2 separate regions of the Homo sapiens genome follow, and region 2 is linked to region 1. A link is a contact called in ENCODE Hi-C or POLR2A ChIA-PET data. All regions are on one chromosome and are shown on one strand. The core of a region is the stretch at or near the end of the contact, and the rest is flanking DNA. Distances in the headings are between cores, read along the strand shown.

What was found. Hi-C counts contacts between places; a loop is a spot of excess contacts on that map. ChIA-PET counts read pairs that join two places held with the same protein, here RNA polymerase II (POLR2A). Pooled maps may share reads with other maps.
Region 2: a loop to region 1 is called in a pooled map, with 3 times the contacts of the local background. The contact joins the promoter of BCL2L1-AS1 here to the promoter of ACSS1 in region 1. A Hi-C loop is called at or near these places in 2 of 50 pooled maps. POLR2A ChIA-PET finds 5 or more read pairs at or near these places in 2 of 52 experiments (OCI-LY7 and naive thymus-derived CD8-positive, alpha-beta T cell).

What each region holds. Positions count from the first base shown.
Region 1 is chr20:25,055,955-25,060,677 of GRCh38, reverse strand. ACSS1 (acyl-CoA synthetase short chain family member 1) reads left to right here and starts at 2,539. Exons shown (of 14, transcript NM_032501.4): 1 at 2,539-2,909. The coding sequence starts at 2,576. RefSeq lists enhancers at 2,058-2,663, 3,314-3,443 and silencers at 2,284-2,813, 2,944-3,213.
Region 2 is chr20:31,672,577-31,677,299 of GRCh38, reverse strand. It overlaps BCL2L1-AS1 (BCL2L1 antisense RNA 1), which reads right to left and starts at 2,192. Exons shown (of 4, transcript NR_187576.1): 1 at 2,085-2,192. The region is part of intron 2 of BCL2L1 (BCL2 like 1); the gene reads left to right. LOC124904883 (a long non-coding RNA gene) reads right to left here. Exons shown (of 3, transcript XR_007067559.1): 3 at 3,053-3,116. RefSeq lists a cis regulatory region at 1,272-1,289 and enhancers at 1,209-1,353, 1,590-1,689, 1,660-1,954, 2,287-2,336, 2,357-2,406 and 1 more.

The sequences.
Region 1 (4,723 bases), core at 1,290-3,789:
TATGTTTCAGATGTGAATGAGACATTTGAATACAGGACTGAGATGTGGAGGAAAGGTCCAGGCGGGAGGTGTCAATATGAAAGTGAGAGGCTAGAGAGCTGGCTGCTGTTTCCTAGGGGGCAGGGGAGAAAGGGGGATTTGAGGGCTGAGCTCCTGGGCACTTCAACACTTGGAAGGCAGAGAGAAGAAAGGCACCCAGTACAGGGCACTGAGAGGCAATAGTCAGTGAGTGAAAGAACCATGCATTTTTCAGCCTCAGTTGTTGTATCAGTTACCACTGCTGAGTTACAAACCATCCCAAAATTTAGTGGCTTAAATTTATTCCTTCTACAATTCTGTAAGTGGACTGGGAGGTTCCTTTGCATCCCAGGTGTTATCTGGGGTGACTCATGAGGCTGCCTTGGCTGGGACAGGAGCCTCCACATTGGCGTCATTCTTGTCTGGGAGTTGGTCCTGGCTGTGGATGGGACAGCTTCATCCTCGCCCTGGGTCCCTTCCTCTGGAAGGCCAGCCCCGCTTCCTCACAGCTCGCAGCTGGGTTCCATGGGAGGATAAGCTGGGGCTACGGGGTCTCTCAGGACCTCCACATGGAACTGTCACAGCATCCCTCCCACCAGGCTGTACTGGCCAAAGCAATCCAGCCAGCCAGGGTCCTCCTCTGGACAGAGCAGCACACCATCATGTGCAGGCGGTGCAGGCGTGGGAAGGAAGAGTTGGTGGCCGTCTTTGGGACCCCCTGCCACAGTTAGGAGCTTTCTCAGTTTACAATTTTACTACTCACTGACCTCTGCCTCTCAGTGCCCTGTACTGGGTGTCTTTAATATTCTATTCAAATGAACTTAGGCCAACGAGCTCCCCACTGGGGGCACTGGGTGTTAGTCTTGCTCTTCCCTTAGCCAGCTGCATGCTCTTTAGTAAGTCCTTTTATTTATTTGGGCTCAGTTTCCTCATTTTTTCCACCTGGAGTTTGACAGTTGGTGGGAATGGACAGCACTAGATAAGTTTCAAATTAAGTAGACTAGTCGGGTGCCGTGGCACACGCTTGTAGTTCCAGATACTCAGGAGGCCGAGTCAGGAGGATCGCTTGAGCTCAGGAGTTCCAGGCTGTAGTGAGCTGTGATGGGAACCATTGCACTCCAGCCTGGGCTACAGGCCCTATCTCTAAAAAAGTATCATAAATAAATAAAGGAGAAAATGCAGGTCAAGCGCTAGCACTGTGCAGGGCATGTGTTATGCTAGTAGATGTCACTGATTCTCCAGCTCTAGGTACACTCCTGTCTTCTCTGGCAGACAGCAGCATTCCCCAGCAGGGGCTGGTGGCTAGCCCACGCAGAGGCTCCTCCAATGGCAGGCTCCTCCCCTCTGCAAGCCCTACAGCTCAAGGGAAAGAAACTTTCCCATCACAGAGAACTCAATAAACCAGTTTTCCAAAATCTCTCTTCCCTGTGTTTACCCGTTTGTTATGAATTTACTTCTTGGGTGTCAGAATATTTAAGAACTCGGTGGAGACCAGTTTTATACGTTTCCTTCTGTCCTTCCTGGCTCCACAGCTGCAAAAACATCATCCCCACTACTGAGCTTACTATGGGGCCACGCAAGGGTAGACGCTTGACAGACATTGTCCAATGTATTCCTTACTGCAGCTGCCCACCCCCGCCGTCCCCGCCCCCCAGGGAGACATTACTTCCGTCTTCCCCAAAAGGAAAACGAGGCACCGAGAAGTTAAGGAACTTGCTCAAGGTCACAGAGTTTGAACTCAGGCTACAGATGCTGCAGCAACTGGAGAAAGTCCTCATCGCCCCATATCACCCACCACCGACCCCCAGCAGGACGTGACCCCCGCCAGGACGGAGGCCGGCAGCTGGGGGGCTGGAGCATGGGACCCAGAACACGGACTCAGGCTTGCGCAGCCTCCTGGCTTCTAGGCGGGAGCCTAGAAAGGCGCCAGCCCCTTTCGCGTGCTGCTGAGACTCCAGGGGTGGGGTTCACTCTCAGGGGCGCACAAAGGCATGAAAACCTTGGCTTCAGCCTCTGAGATGCGGAACTGACCGACCTATTGTCTTGGGACCCACCAGTGCGCTTGGGTGCACCAGCCCCCTTAACGTTGGTGCCGGCTCCCTCCCGGCTCCTCCCCATCCCAGAGGGTCCCCTCGCCCCAGGCCCTGAGCCTGCGTCCTGGGGTCCTGGGCCGCACGTGCCTCTGGCAGCTCGAAGAAGCTGTCGGGGCTTGCAGGAGAGCGTGCAAACTGAAACCAAAACAGGCCGACTCGAGGAACATCCGGGTGGGACCGCAGACTCACCGGAGCGCAGCGCCTGGGCCAGGGCCTGGGACCCTGCTCCGCCCCGCGCTCCCCTGCACCCCTTCCCCACGCTGCTCCCCTCTTCCTAAGCGGCCCCCCCTCTCCCGGGCAGCAGAAGAAGGGGTGGGACCCGGGCGGGCTCCGGGAGGGGGCCCTGGAGGAATGGATGGTGGCGGAAGGGCGGAGCAGGGGCGGGGCCCGCGGAGACTCCACGGGGCGCCCCGGGCGTGAGGCACCCACTCTGGGAGCACAGAGAGCTCAGGTAGCCTGCCTAGATGGCGGCGCGCACCCTGGGCCGCGGCGTCGGGAGGCTGCTGGGCAGCCTGCGAGGGCTCTCGGGGCAGCCCGCGCGGCCGCCGTGCGGGGTGAGCGCGCCGCGCAGGGCGGCCTCGGGACCCTCGGGCAGCGCTCCCGCAGTTGCAGCAGCAGCAGCACAGCCAGGCTCGTATCCCGCGCTGAGTGCACAGGCAGCCCGGGAGCCGGCCGCCTTCTGGGGGCCTCTGGCGCGGGACACTCTCGTGTGGGACACCCCCTACCACACCGTCTGGGACTGCGACTTCAGCACTGGCAAGATCGGCTGGTTCCTGGGAGGCCAGTTAAATGTCTCTGGTGAGTGGGCTTCGGGAGACCCAGGACGCCCCCAACTCTTGGGTCCCGAGGGGACTCGGAGCCTCTCGCCAGCGGCAGCCGTCCCCGGGCAGCGCGGATCGCAGCCCTGCAGGGGCCCCTCCTCCGGTATTCCGTCCGCCCCGCCCGCTCTAAGCAGTGGCTCCACGTCACCCCGTCCCTCATCCCATCGGGCCCCAGATCCACGTGCCCAGCTCGGGCCGGCGCCCGCGGGGACCCGGCGGCCGCTTGGGACGCCCCGCTGCTGGCCTTGCTCGGCGCGGCTCCTCGCTCGGCGGACTCCAGAGTTGCGTTACCGGGTGCATAGCGCCGCTGAGCAAGAGCCGGCGGGGAGCCGCGGGCTACACCCGAGCGCCCCGGAGTCGGGACTTTCCCGTTCCCATACCGGGGTGGAGGGAAAAACAAAGCGGTGGCGGTTGTCACTGCGGGCTGCGGTGCCCGGGGATCAGCCTGGGGACAAGCCCTGCCCACGTAAACAAACAGAGCTGTGGCGGGCGACCTGGGGAGGAGGAAACTCGGCGTGGCAGCTGGAACCAGTTATTTCTTCGCTGCGGGCCTGGGGCCTGGGGCCTGTGGACGGGAAGGAAGTAACGGCGGCCTCCCCGTTCTCGTTCTCGGCCTCAGAGAACTGCACCCCAGCGACCTGGGGCCTGCTTTGGACCCGCGGGGTCTGACGTCGGCCCCAAACAGTTGACTGGTGGTCAGTTGTTTGGAACTTGCTGAGCAGAGGCCCTGCTGCTCTGCTAAGATTTGGGGCTGGGGGTCGTACACAGCACCCTCGCCCCCACCTAAGGCGCTGACTGGGCACCGAGGGGGAGGCCCTGAACTGCAGGCAGGGCTGGCCACGCAGGGTGGGTGCCAAGTGCGAGGTGGGCTCCGGATGCAGGGTGGGCCTGGGTGTGGGGCCTGCGGGGAGGGGCTGGCAGACACGGTGTTGATCAGAGGGATGCAGACCAGAAGGGTGGTCATAACCAGCTTGCTGGATTTGGGAGTGTTTAAGAAAGGACCTGCGGGTCTTTATGGCAGGGTCACCAGGGCCCCATTTTCTCCAACTCCTCCCTCAGTTGTCCTTGTTGTTCTGCCCCCCCAGCCCTCAGTCTCCTCATTGTGAGGATGGGGGCAGTCATGCTCAGAGGTTAGGCTGAGTGCTGCAAGGTGTGCAGCAGACCCAGCGCTTACTGGTGACCCATAAGCAGTAGCGATTTTAGATAACTTCAGAAATAGTCATACAATTATAGATAGTGTCTTGCAGTTATTTTTCAAAGAAATTGGAAGGAACTTTGGACCTCCCCCACTCCCCGAAATTGTATATTACTTTGCTGGTTTAATTAAAATGAGTCACTTACTAGATAAGTGTTTTCTTTAACATTGAGTCAGCAGCAAGTGCCCTTGAACTAGTGGGAAAAAAACCAAACCCTTTGGTTTGCAGAGTTGGGGCAATGTGCCCTTGAAGGAGACTAGAGCAGCTTGCCCAAGGACAGAGGTGGAAAGTGACCTGCTCTGGACTTGTGAGGCCAAGGTCATGGGGAACATTCACAGTTGGCCTGTGCACACTTGCAGCCCCACTCAGATAAGACAGTGGGGCGGACCTCCTGGGGCCAACAGCAAGGACCTTCTGAACCTCGCTCGGTCAGGATCAGGGTGTGGTCAGCAAGCATTCTTCTGTCTCCTTTTCCTTCACTTATTTCTTCTGATAATATGGCCTTTATGGCTACGTTAGCCAGAAATTGAGCTTCAGAAAACTAACTTGAAAAACAGCTTTTCAGCAGCTTTCTCCCCTGGGATGTGCGTGCCCT
Region 2 (4,723 bases), core at 943-3,442, 6.6 Mb before region 1:
TGAGGCAGAAGAATCACTTGAACGTGGGAGGCAGAGGTTGCAGTGAGCCAAGATTGTGCCACTGCACTCCAGCCTGGGCGACAGAGTGAGACTCTGTCTCAAAAAAAAAAAAAAAAATTAAATAAGGATTTTTTTAATCCGCATTTTACAGATGAGGTCAAAAGCAAAATATCTTAATCTAGTTTGCAAGACTTATTGGTTCTCTGCCTGCTCTGTGCTCTGGCAGCCCAGCTTGGTAGAGAAGTAGAAATTAATTGCCTTTATCCAGATAGCACTTCCATTTCACAAATGAGACAACTGATACTTGGAGGAGAGCAGGAGAGCAGCAGCGGAGAGAGAGCAGAACTAAGACCAGCCAGTCAAGGGAGACAGAGGGAGACGAGCATCAGCTCCCTGACAGGGAAGAGTTTTCCAACGGGGCTGTCCGAAGATGAAATGTCCCACCCAGGAAGGAGGGAGCTCTCCATAAGTGCATAAGGAGAGAATGCCCTCGAGATGACTACCAACTCCCATGGGTGTGGACCATCAGAATGAAACAGACCCACTGTGGGACTTCAGCACTCCACCCTTCTGAACCCTGTCTGTGAAATGGGGGTGTTCGTGGTGAGCTTGAGTATTACATGGAAGGTTGGATGGGCATGCTGTAAGGTCCCTGGAGTCTCCGACTCTGTTCCAAGGGTGAGTATTGGTTTTTCTCACCCTGGACACTGGGAGAAGAATGGAGGGCTGTGGCCATCTACTTACGAAAGAATAGGGAGTCACCAGGGTTGAAATGAGAGAGTTGAGATGACGGGAGGCATCGGAATCCCAGGGGATGAGCCTATATGAGCACATAGCAGCCACCCAGGAACAGTTAAATGTTTGGACTCTGGAGACAGACTGCCTGTATTCAAATCCCAACTCTACCACTTGTGGCCTCTGTGACCTTGGGAGGGTGATTTATCCTCTCTGCCTCTGTTTCCTCATCTGTAAGCTGGAGAGTAATAACAGCATGTACTCGGTGGGATTATTGTGAGGATTAAGCAAATTCTTTACACACGAAGCACTTAGCACCATGCCTGGTACTTAGTAAACATCAGCTGTTTTATCTCCATCGGTTCCAGGGAAGGAGGTTATGAGCCCCCAAATGAGCATCTCTGCCCCCAGTAAATGCTTTTCTGAATTCTCTCTCTTTGCCCCCAAGCCCATCACCCTGGTTCTGAGCCAGAGAGATGGAGAGCCCACACTCGCACTGCTAGGCCTGATAGCTTTCTCGATTCCCCAGCGGAGGTGTTATCTCCTCCCGGCACAACCGCTTCCTTTTCTGAGAAATGCAAGTGCATCTGTCAGGCACAGCTTCTTAGAACTAATGGTGGGGGAGGAGGTGGAGGAGGAGAGGCTGGCAGCTGAATTGAACAGGTCAGAGTTGGAGGAAGATAAACATGAAGTTTGTTGTGAGGATACCACCAAATATTCCCTATAGCCCAGATGGCTTGAGCCCTCTATGACACCCCCTGATCTCACCACTACTGCTAGGGAGGTCAAGGCAGGAGAAACTGAGGCTCAGAAGCCAAAAGGCTTGCTGTGGCACCCACCCATACCTGGGCCGGCTGGACTGAGGTGTTGACCCCAACACAGTCTTGCCACCCCTCTCTTTGCCCTGCCTCCACTGAGCTGCTTCTCCAAGTTGCCCACCTCCAGGCCTATGTTTCCGTGGGGGAGAGGAGAAAGGCCATGTTCTTCTCACATCTCGGGAGCCAACAGCTCCCCTGGGAAAACCAGAGGAAGTGGATTCCAACCACAAACCTCACTTCTTCCGAGTCTCCGCCTGCAACTCCCTGCCAAAAGAGTGATAAGGCCTCTCCGTTTGCCCTACCCCCTTCCTACCATCTCCCAGCGATCTTCTAGCAAGGCCATGTTTGTCTATTCAGCACACATTTATCAGCCTCTCCCTCAGGGAAACTGAGGCCAGGAGCATAAGGTGACTCTGCAGGTGACTCACAGCCTGCCAATGCAGGGATGTGAGAAGGACAGAACAAGGTACAGTTCTGGTGTCCCTGGCACTTTTCCTGGCTGCTAGTAGCCTCTTCCTCTTCTCCACCTACCTCTTTCCTGAAATAACCAAGCAGGAAGGAAGCAATGGGCCTGGGCCCTCCAGAGTCACCCAAGAGGAAGGAAGGGTTCGTCTGGCACAGGCATGCTTGTTCCTCACTGAAGCCAGGACGGAAGGGTTTCACTTTCCCTCCTGGTCTTCGTCACATCCTTTTCCTGTGGCACCAGTTCCCCTCAGCTGGCAGGAGCCAGTGCTTATTCATTCAGCTGATGGCCTCAGGCTACTTTACCCTCCTTGACAGACCCAGGGCCATGGCCCTGGCTCAGAATATGGGGTTTGCTGCCAAACATACTGGGGCTTAAAAATGGCTTCCCTTTTTTTTTTTTTTTTTTTGAGACGGGGTCTCATTCTGTCGCCCTGGCTGGAGTGCAGTGGTGCTGTCACAGCTCACTGCAGTTTCAACCTCCCAGCCTCAAGCAATTCTCCCACTTCAGTCTCCTGAGTAGCTGGGACTATAGGTGCATGCCAACACACTCAGCTAAATTTCTAAGATTTTTCTTATAGAGATGGGGGTCCCACCATATTGCCCTGGCTGGTCTCGAACTCCTGAGCTCAAACAGTCTGCCCACCTTGAACTCTCAAAGATGCTGGGATTACAGGTGTGAGCCATCACAGCTAGCTGCCACTTATCCACTTTAGCTAGGTCTCAGTATCTCTGAGCCTCAGGTTACCTGGACTTAGAATGAAGGCCTTCCTCAGCCACAGAAGTACATGGACCTGGCCCATGATTGTCCTTTAGAAACTGAGCAGAGTACTGCATCAACGTTAGGAGTAAAGGCACTGAACCAGATTGCTGGTGTAGGCATCCCAGTTAGGTCACCAGCTCACTACATGGCCTTGAGCAATTCACAGATCATCTGTGGGCCACATATCCATCAGCTATATGGGTTAATGGTAGTACCCACTGACAGAGTGTAGAGACAACTAATGAACTAATCTACAAAAAAACCAAGAAGAGTACCTTACAGAGTATGTGCTCAGGAAGTGTGCGCTGCTGCTGAAGTCACTAAGGAAGTCAGGTTTTCTGTGGGTAGAGATAGCAGGGTCTAAGATGGCAAGATTGGACATCAGAATGAGTGTGAATGAAGTACTATCTTGGATAGATTAAAAGAAAAAGAATGGTGTGAGGCCAGAACTCAGACAGATCCTACTCTTGCCACTTCCTAGATAGGGATCTTGGGTAAATTCTGGAGCCTCCATTTTCACATATGTAAAATGGGGCTATTGATAAATGTTATGAGGATCAAATGAAAGCATTCATTTGTTCTTCTAAAATAGATTTATTTAGAATGGCATCTGCTGTGTTCCAAGTATAGCACACCAGGTTCTAGAGATACAGGTGACAGAGCCACACACAGTCAAGTGGGGGAGACAGGACAAAAAATAATCTCTCAAGTGAATATGATGATTGTACATGTAATTGGGAAATATGGCCTAGTGTGCATAGACTGCTTTATAGCTCAGTGCCCAGCACAGGTGAAACACTGAAATGTTTGGTAATGGTCAGCTGTCATAATAATAGTTTTTTGTTTCTTTGCTTTTATCTTTTGTTTTTTTGAGACAGGGTCTCACTCTGTTGCCCAGGCTGGAGTACAGTGGCCCCAAACATGATTCAATGCAGCCCTGACCTCCCAGGCTCAAAGATCCTCCTCAGCATCCTGAGTTGCTGAGACCATAGATGCATACCACCACACCCAGCTAATTTTTTTTTTTTTTTTAATTTTTTTGTAGAGACAGGGTCCTCCTGTGTTGCCCAGGCTGGTCTCAGACTCCTGGGCTCAAGCAATCCTCCTGCCTCAGCTCCTAAAGTATTTTATTACTGTTAACAAGTAAGGGCTGGGTGCGGTGGCTCATGTCTTTAATCCTAGCACTTTGGGAGGCCAAGGAAGGTGGATCACCTGAGGTCAGGAGTTCCAGACCAGCCTGGCCAACATAGTGGAACCCCACCTCTACTAAAATTACAAAAAATTAGCCAGGTGTGGTGGCGGGTGCCTGTAATCCCAGGCAACTTGGGAGACTAAGGCAGAAGAATTGCTTGAACCTGGGAGGCTGAGGTTGCAGTGAGCCAAGATCATGCCACTGCACTCCAGCCTGGGCAACAGAGTGAGAGGCTATCTCAAAAAAAAAAAAAAAAAAAAAGCAAGGACACCATGGACCAGAGAGGTGAAGTAACCTGCTCAAAGTCACACTACTTGGAAGAAGTGGGAAGGGTGGGCACAGTTGCTCATGCCTATAATCCCAGTACTTTGGAAGACCAAGGTAGGAGGATGAGGCCAGGAGTTTGAAACCACCCTGGGCAATGTAGTGAGACTCCATCTCTCCAAAAATTTACAAGAAAAAAAAAAAGAAGGAAATGTGGGCAGTGAAGCCAGGATGGGAACTAAAAGATCAGATTCAAGTAGGGACTATACTTCAGCCTCTGGCTGGTCCTCTGGCACTTGGGCCCCTTTCCTCAGGGCATCATGCCAACCTTTTCACCTGACTTCTACAGGGTCACAGGCACCTACAAGGTGACCTGCATCGTTCAGTTGGCTGCCTCTGGGCAGAGATCTAGCTGAAGTCAGTCTGTGCCTGTCTGAGTAGGTCCTGGGCCAGACTTGGTCCCTGCCTGCACTGAGCCCCCAGACTGTT